Linked DNA regions of Homo sapiens: regions 1 and 2 are each linked to region 3. Evidence: chromatin loops called from intact Hi-C (ENCODE). Cell type or tissue: dorsolateral prefrontal cortex. All regions are shown on one strand.

Region 1 (2,500 bases), 190 kb after region 3:
GGTGCTGGGAAACGCCGGGGCTGCGAACTTACGGAAGAAAATGTACTCGGTGTAGCTGCTCCAGATCTTGTCGTCGCGGTACTGGTTGACGAAGGCGGCGGTGCCCGAGGAGTTACACGCCACCATGTGGAAGCCGGCCTCGGACAGGCGATCAAAGGCCTGCTCCAAGTAGGTGAACTTGAGGTAGAAGCGGGACGTGTACTTCTCCGGCTGCCGGTCGGGGTCGCGGCTCTCGTTGAGCGTGTCCCCGAAGACCTCCTTGGCCAGCGCGATGCGCCCGCACACCATGATGCGCGCCACACGCCGGAATTTGGCGTCGGCCTGGTTGTCGCGCACGGTGGTGTAGGAGCCCCGGTAGCCCAGCGTGAGGAAGCCCGAGCGCTTGTCCTGCGCGCCGCCGCCGCCGCCACCACCGTGCGCTCCCGGGCCCGAGGGCACGGCGGCCGCCGCCCCGCGCAGCAGCAGCGCGTCGCTGCTACCCTGCGAGACGTTGTCCTCCAGGTCGCTCTGGCAGCCCTCGTCGTTGAGAGAGTTCTGCTTGGTGACCTTGGGCGACAGCAGCTTGACCAAGTCGGTGAGCTGGAAATACTCGGCCTCGCGCAGCAGCCGCTCCTTCTCGGGGAAGTGCTCCGGCAGCGCGAGTTGCTTGTCCCGCAGATAATCCAGCACGTACCTGAAAAGGAAGCCGTCCCGGTCGATGAAGAAGCGCGCCCGGCTGTCCCTGGGCAGCTCGCCCCGGCGCCGGGCGCCGCCACGGGGACTAGAGGGCGAGAACATGCTGGCCAAAGTACTGTCCGGGACGCTGAGCAGCGTCGAGTGCTTGGTCACATAAACCTGGCCGCCTACGTTCAGCTCCACTACTTCAGGGAAGGGCGAGGGTGCGCAGGGCCCCGGGGCGGCGGCGGCCGACGCGCCGGGCGAGCTGGACGAGGAAACCATCTCGCTAATGGGCAGGATGGTGCTGCCGCCGCTGCCCGTGTCCTTCAGAGCCATAGTCCCCCCGCCGCCGGCCCAGTGACCCGAGAGAGCTGCACTTTCTCGTTCCCGGAGCCCGCGCCCCAGCCCTCCGCGTGCTCCTGGCGCTCTGCGCCCTCGGACTGGGCGGCGCGTTCCTCCGACCGGGGCGGCCCCGCTCAGGGTTCGGGGCAGCGGCGGCGTCGGCGGCGCCCGAGCTCCATCGGAGGAGAGACGCGCGAGAGAGGAGCTCCGCCGGTGCGGCGGCGGCAATGGAGAGGCAAGAAGGAGCTGCTGCTCCTTTGGGGCGAGGGCGGGGAAGTGTGAGAGAGACTTGCGAGAGGCTCTAGGGCTGCTGCTCGGCTCTCCGTGGGGAGGGCGGGAGGAGGGGCCGAAGCAAAGAAAACTCGCCGCCCCGGCAGCTTGCAAGCGTGCCGCGAGGCCGGAGCGCCGACGGTGGCGCTAACTACTCCTGGCAGCACGGGAGGAGGCACTGACGTCAAGCCCCGGACTGGGACCCGAGCCTCAGCTGTCATTTAAAGAGATAGGCTGCAGCCGCGGCTCCCGGGCTCCGACGCTAGGGGGCGGGGCCGAGAGCCGAGCCTGCAAGAGGTGCAGCTCCCCGACCCGCGGGGACAGGCAGGCAGGGAGCTCCTAAAGCAAAAGCGAGAAAAAGGGACAGCGCTCTCATTCCTTCATTTCACTCCCTCCTTGGGTCTGTGCCACCCCCTTTCCTCCCTCCTTTCCTTCTTCTCTTCCTTCCTTCCTTGCCTCCCTCCCCAGTAAAACTAGTTTTTTGCACTTTCATTAAGGTAAGGAGTGGAGGAGCGGAGAGGGGAGAATAAGGTTTTGATTATAGCAAAGATGCCAGGCTCCTAATCTGAAATCACCACAAATGTTGGCTTGCCAGCAGTGATTGCAAAAAGATTACGTGAGGGTGGGAAGGTACATCTCTTGTAGTGGCTTTATGATACAGTTTAAGTGAAGGGCTAAATGCGCGTACCTCTCTTGGAATCAAATTTCACGACTGCGTGCACTGAATATCCTTGAATAATTTTTAAAACTTTGTAATCTGCTTTCAGTTCACAATAATAAAGGAGTGTATGTAACAACTGTTTCCTTCCGACATTTTTACAATTTTTAGTTTTAAATTAGATGCTTAATAAATGTTTATAGAGGGAGAGACGGAGCCCGAGAGGAAATTTACTCGATTTGTTCATTCTTTCTAATCCTGATCAGTCTCATTAATCTCTCCATTTCCCTTTCAGCTCCATCAAACAAGAGAAGTGGCTGATATTTTTATTAGTCTTCTAACCCCAAGAGTAAGGTCACAAATAAAAATTATATGAATTTAAGCTCACCTTAATTTCCATGTGTACATAGTACAGGTACAGTCTGCAAAATGAGCATTACTTGTGATAAAGACTGAAAATAGGAAAGCAAATGAGAAATATTTCTTCTACCCTGGGGCATACATCTGTGTTCAGAAACATAAAGAATCATTGATTTATGAAGTACAAAAGAGAAAAGGGTGTATTGTGGCACA
Region 2 (2,500 bases), 170 kb after region 3:
TCTCTATACGTAGTATCAGGCATGTCCTAACCAAATGTTCTCACTCCCAACCCAGCATAGGTCCCTGCTTTTTCATACAGTTAGATAGACCATCATATATACACAATGTAAACAGCCATTTTCTTTTCTCTGTCAACCAATTTCACCTCTATACTTAATGACAGAAATTAGTACAGAAGAATGAAGTTTTACAGACTATTAAAGACACCTACATACTGTTTGGGAAGTATCTACTGAAAGCATTACACAATTTCTTGTTTTGTATAATGTATGAGGTTTTTCTCTCTATAAGTCAGGTGTGTCCACAAAAAGTAAGTTTGGCAATTGTTTCAGACTTTAGCCCAGAAAAACTAAACAGAGAGTCACATGAATGTTTCCCTAAAAAATCAACTCCAAAACATGAAAATGATATAAACCCTAAAAATATGAACTCTAAACACATTGGACACGATATATAGTTCTGCTAATTTAATCAATAGAAAATATCTACCAGGAACATTTGCTATAATAACATTAATAAACACTTTGCTGTTACCCAGTTCTCATTGATATGGACTGAATTGAGTTCCCTAACCCTCCCAAATTCATCTTGAAGTTCTAATCCTCGGTGACTCCAAATGGGACTGCATTTGGAAATAGGGTCTTTAAGGAGGTAAATAAGGTTAAATGAGTTCATTAGGATGGGCCCTAATCCAATATGACTGGTATCTGTATAAGAAGAGATTGGGACACAGATACACTGAGGAAAAACCTGAAGATGACCATCTGCAAGCCACAAAGAGAGGCCTTAGAAGAAACCAACACTGTCTACACTTTGATTTTGGAATTCTAGCCTCCAAAATTGTGACAAATTTTTGTTGTTTAAGTCATCCAGTCTGTGGTACTTTGTTAAGGGAATCCTAGCAAACTAATACACTCCTGTAGACTAAACATTCTGATTTGGGAAAGGAAGAACCCATTTACCATAGATTAATTCCACAGTTAAATGTGATTTACTAATGTTGTCCTACCTGCATCTGAAAGAAAACAAATAACAGAGAAAATGGTGCAGTCAGCCAGTCTTCCACTTCTCTTGAAACTAAATATCATATAACAGTGCTTACATTAAAATTAAATCTAACAAATCAGTTACTTTTTCATTTAATAAAAATAAGGAGATATTTCATTTTGGCTTGGAAACAAAATATTTTTTACCAATAAAAGTGCGAGTTCCAAGAGGCAGATGTTTAGTGTGTCTTTTTGCCACTTAATCCTCAGCACCTAGAACCATTCCAGACATTGTCAATGCTTAGGCAGTAGTTGATGAATGTTTAAAGAATCAATGAATAAAAAATACCAGTAGTTTCTGGTTATTACTGACAAGATGGCAGACTAGCACAAGATGGGTGAATACTGGGGAGGCAGTATTTACCCTTAGGACAAAAGATAGAGGGAGCTATAGATTTGAGGAATTAAATCTATCAACGCAATCTATCCATCATTATAAGAAGTCTGGGAAACATCCTTGTGGGATGATGACACCCTGTGGCCAAGAGTGGCCAGGCACAGCATCAGAGGATAATTTGGGGAGGGACCCAGCTAGTGCATCTCCTGGACATTGTCTTGCAAGAGTCATTGTCTGTACCATACCATTTGCCAGACAGAAACCAGCAGTCACAACATATCTATATCAAAGATATGTAACCAAAGGCAATAAAAATTAGCGATAAATAACAAGAGGAATTTGAAAAAAAAGTGTCTAGAAACCAAGTAAAAGACTACTAGATAATGTATACTAAAAAGGAAAGAAAAATTATAAGAGAATTTAAGCTGAATAATACATGTCAAAATGTATGATACATTTGTAAGGTACCATGTAAAAGGAAAGTTATTTTAAGTAGGTCCATCAAGAAAGAAAAAGGGTTAGAAAAAAATCGAGCCAATCATTAAGCTCTAAAAAGGCCACAGAGGAAACCCAGTGAAACAGAGGAAGAAAATAATCAAGAAGCTAGTAAAAACCAATAGAAATCAAACCCACCAAAAAAAATTAGGAAAAATTAAAAAACTAGAAGCTTTAAGGAAGTTGATAGATGAATAGACTCTGACAAACTAATCCAAAATGAGTGAACAAAATTCAGAGTAAGAATGACATTATAAGAACAAGAGAGGAAGAGAATAGAGGAGGATGGGAGAGAAAAAGAGAAAGAGAGAGATAATAGAAATAACCAAAAAACAGAAGTTGACAGAGAAATAACTGTTGACACATAAAGAGATTAAAATGATAAAACAATATTATGAGTACCCATTTGGTACTGAAATTGAAAACCTAGACAAAAGATGTTATTTCTGGAAAAATATAAAAATTTCAAATTGGTATAAAAGGAAATTAAAAACGAATATATTTATAAGTATTAAAGAACTTGAAAAGGCAAGTCTCTTCCTCCCCCAAATTCCCTAGCCGTATTGATTTTTAGTTGCATTCCACTTAACCATCATGAAACAAATAATTCATACCTTTTAA
Region 3 (2,500 bases):
CGTCTTTTTTTCAAAACCATCCCTTCACTATGATGCTGGCTTTCTTGGCTAATGGAGAACTTGTAGCTCCAATATCTCAACTTAAGCAGAATCTATGCCTTTCTTTCAGTTCTTCTGTGGTTGCTAAAACCCATCTAAGCCCCTAGGGCTGAAATATCTCTCAGTCACCAACCATCTTATTCTTTCCTCAAGGAGCCAGTAATATCATGTCTCAATATAGTTATAATTTTTTCATTCTCTTGTTTCTGAAACCTGAAGATTTTTTCTCTTTTGTTTCCTTATACATTATCTAAGCATTTAAAAAATTTTGTTAAATTTTATTCAAAATTTCTGTTGTCTAAGTTATCTTAATCATGTCTCCAGGTGCATCATTTTAATATTTAAATATTTCACAGATCTCTATTGTCTTAATAGAAAAAACTTTTTATCCCAACCCTTTCCATGTCCCTATGTCAGTAATTCAATCTCACTGTTTAGAGCTCTTTTTAAGAAGAAAATGAGTCTTTTGATCTAGAATTTTTCCCATTTAAAAAAATTGTTTCAATTGGACTTCCATGTAAAAAATAATCTTGTATCCCTGCCTGATGTTATACACAAAAATCCATTACAGATGAATTCTAGATGTAAACATAATAGAAGAATAATGAATATTTTAGTAAAAACATAAGATAACATCTCTATTACTTTGACATCAGCAAATATATCTTAAACAGGACACACAGGAAAGTGTTCATTATAAAATAATACAAATTACAAATTAATATTTGACTATTGTATTAGTCTGTTCTCACGCTGCTAATAAAGACATACCTCAGACTAGGTTATTTATAAAGGAAGAGGTTTAATGGACTCACAGTTCCACATGGCTGGGGAGGTCTCACAATCATGGTAGAAGTCAAAGGGAAAGCAAAGGCGCTTGTTACATGGTGGCAGGCAAGAGAGCATGTGGAGGGGAACTGCACATCAGATCTTGTGAGACTTACTACCATGAGAACAGCAGGGGAAAGACCCATCCACATTATTCAATTACCTCCCACCAGTCCCTCCCACGACGTGAGAATTATGAGAGCTACAAGTCAAGATAAGATTTAGGTGGGGACGCAGCCAAACCATATCAACCAGGTTAAAATAAGATATTCTGTTCATCAAAGGAAAATGAGAAAGCATGAAACAACAACCCACAGAGTAGCAGACGCTCTCAATTCATGCATATGACAAAGAATTTGTATTTGATATATACATATATTTGTAAAAACATAAAATATAAAAAGCTTATAGAAAATTGGCTAGTGACTTGAATAGATACTTCGAGAAAAAAGATATCCAAATATATAGTAAATATATGAAAGGTGTTTAAATTATTCCACCAGTTGATGAGGATATGGAAGGAAGTTTCATACACTACTGGTGGGAATGTGAACTGATACAACTTCTTTGGGAAATAAGAGATTTTGTTGGTGTGATTAAATTAAGGGTCACAAGATGGGGTACTTATCCTGTATAATCTGAGCGAGCCTGGTGTAATTTCAAGGGCCTTTGTAAGCAGGAGGCAGGAGGAACAGTTAGTGAGGAGATGAGCAGTTGAAAGCAGAGATCAGAATGCTTTGAGTAAGAAGTCATGAGCCAAAGAATGCAGGTGGCCTCTGGAAGCTGGAAAAGGCAAGAACTTCAAGGAGAAAGGCAGCCCTGACAACTCATTTTAGATTGCTGACTTCCAGAACTGTTAAGATATTAAATTTGTATTGTTGAAGCCACTGAATCTGTGGTTATTTGTTATAGGAGCAATAGAAAACAAATATCCTCTATGACCTAACAGTTTCTTTTTTCATAAATGTCCCCAAAATAATGTTGAAAGAAAGAGGTTCGATGTAAAAATGGTAAATACTGTATGATCTAATTTACATAACATTTTAAACAAAAACTGTGATTATAGAAAATGTAAATAGTCATTACCCTTAGGGGAAGATTAGAGCCTGTAAGGGAGAAAAAGAGGTGCTGTTAATGTCTGATCTTTAGTTTGGGTTATGGTTATATGAAAATGTTCACTTTGTGAAAATCCATCAGTTTAATGTATGTATTTTATACTTCAATAATAGGTTAAAATATAAATTTAAAATGTGACCCTGAATGTATATTGATTGATAACAGGGAAAATTAAAATATGTGGGATATTTAAAACATTGTTTTAAATTAAAATGATTTAGAAATTCACTTTGGATAAGTTAATCGAAAATATTAACTAAGGTCTTTTCGAGGTCTTATTTAAAAGACTGAATTGTTCTCTCAAGGCCCAAGGGCCTAGCCAAAGGCTAGGACTGTCCCTTAGGGCACTGTTTTCATGCCATGCATATTTAATTAAACAGTTAATTTAAATATACATAGAAAAACATCCCCTCAAGGCTAAAACAATGACAATGTTTTTCTTTCTAATTATTTTTCCCTATGTCCCTATTGAGACTACAACCTTAATATAGTACTTTTAGCTATAGTCACTTCTAGT

The links. A loop is a pair of places that touch in the nucleus more often than their neighbours do. Peaks named below come from ENCODE experiments on the same cell type or tissue, not always from the same donor. Only the 100,000 strongest peaks of a DNase experiment are listed, where the experiment ranks them.
Region 1: it touches region 3 in a loop (5-fold over the local background); 3 of 110 quality-filtered maps call a loop at or near these places.
Region 2: a loop joins it to region 3, with 7 times the contacts of the local background. A loop is called at or near these places in 6 of 110 quality-filtered maps.

What each region holds. Positions count from the first base shown.
Region 1 is chr4:44,447,531-44,450,030 of GRCh38, forward strand. It overlaps KCTD8 (potassium channel tetramerization domain containing 8), which reads right to left and starts at 1,279. Exons shown (of 2, transcript NM_198353.3): 1 at 33-1,279. The coding sequence starts at 993. In dorsolateral prefrontal cortex, CTCF peaks have their summits at 161, 388, 1,504 (motif pointing right) and 1,704; DNase peaks (open chromatin) are centred at 121, 521 and 1,461; H3K4me3 peaks cover 2,379 bases; H3K27ac peaks cover 1,961 bases.
Region 2 is chr4:44,424,296-44,426,795 of GRCh38, forward strand. The region is part of intron 1 of KCTD8 (potassium channel tetramerization domain containing 8); the gene reads right to left. Among named protein-coding and RNA genes, the nearest start is that of KCTD8, 23 kb to the right of the region's middle. In dorsolateral prefrontal cortex, CTCF peaks have their summits at 1,522 and 1,723; a DNase peak (open chromatin) is centred at 1,546.
Region 3 is chr4:44,255,137-44,257,636 of GRCh38, forward strand. The region is part of intron 1 of KCTD8 (potassium channel tetramerization domain containing 8); the gene reads right to left. Among named protein-coding and RNA genes, the nearest start is that of KCTD8, 190 kb to the right of the region's middle. In dorsolateral prefrontal cortex, CTCF peaks have their summits at 1,460 and 1,661; no DNase peak of the experiment used is centred here; H3K4me3 peaks cover 243 bases; H3K27ac peaks cover 936 bases.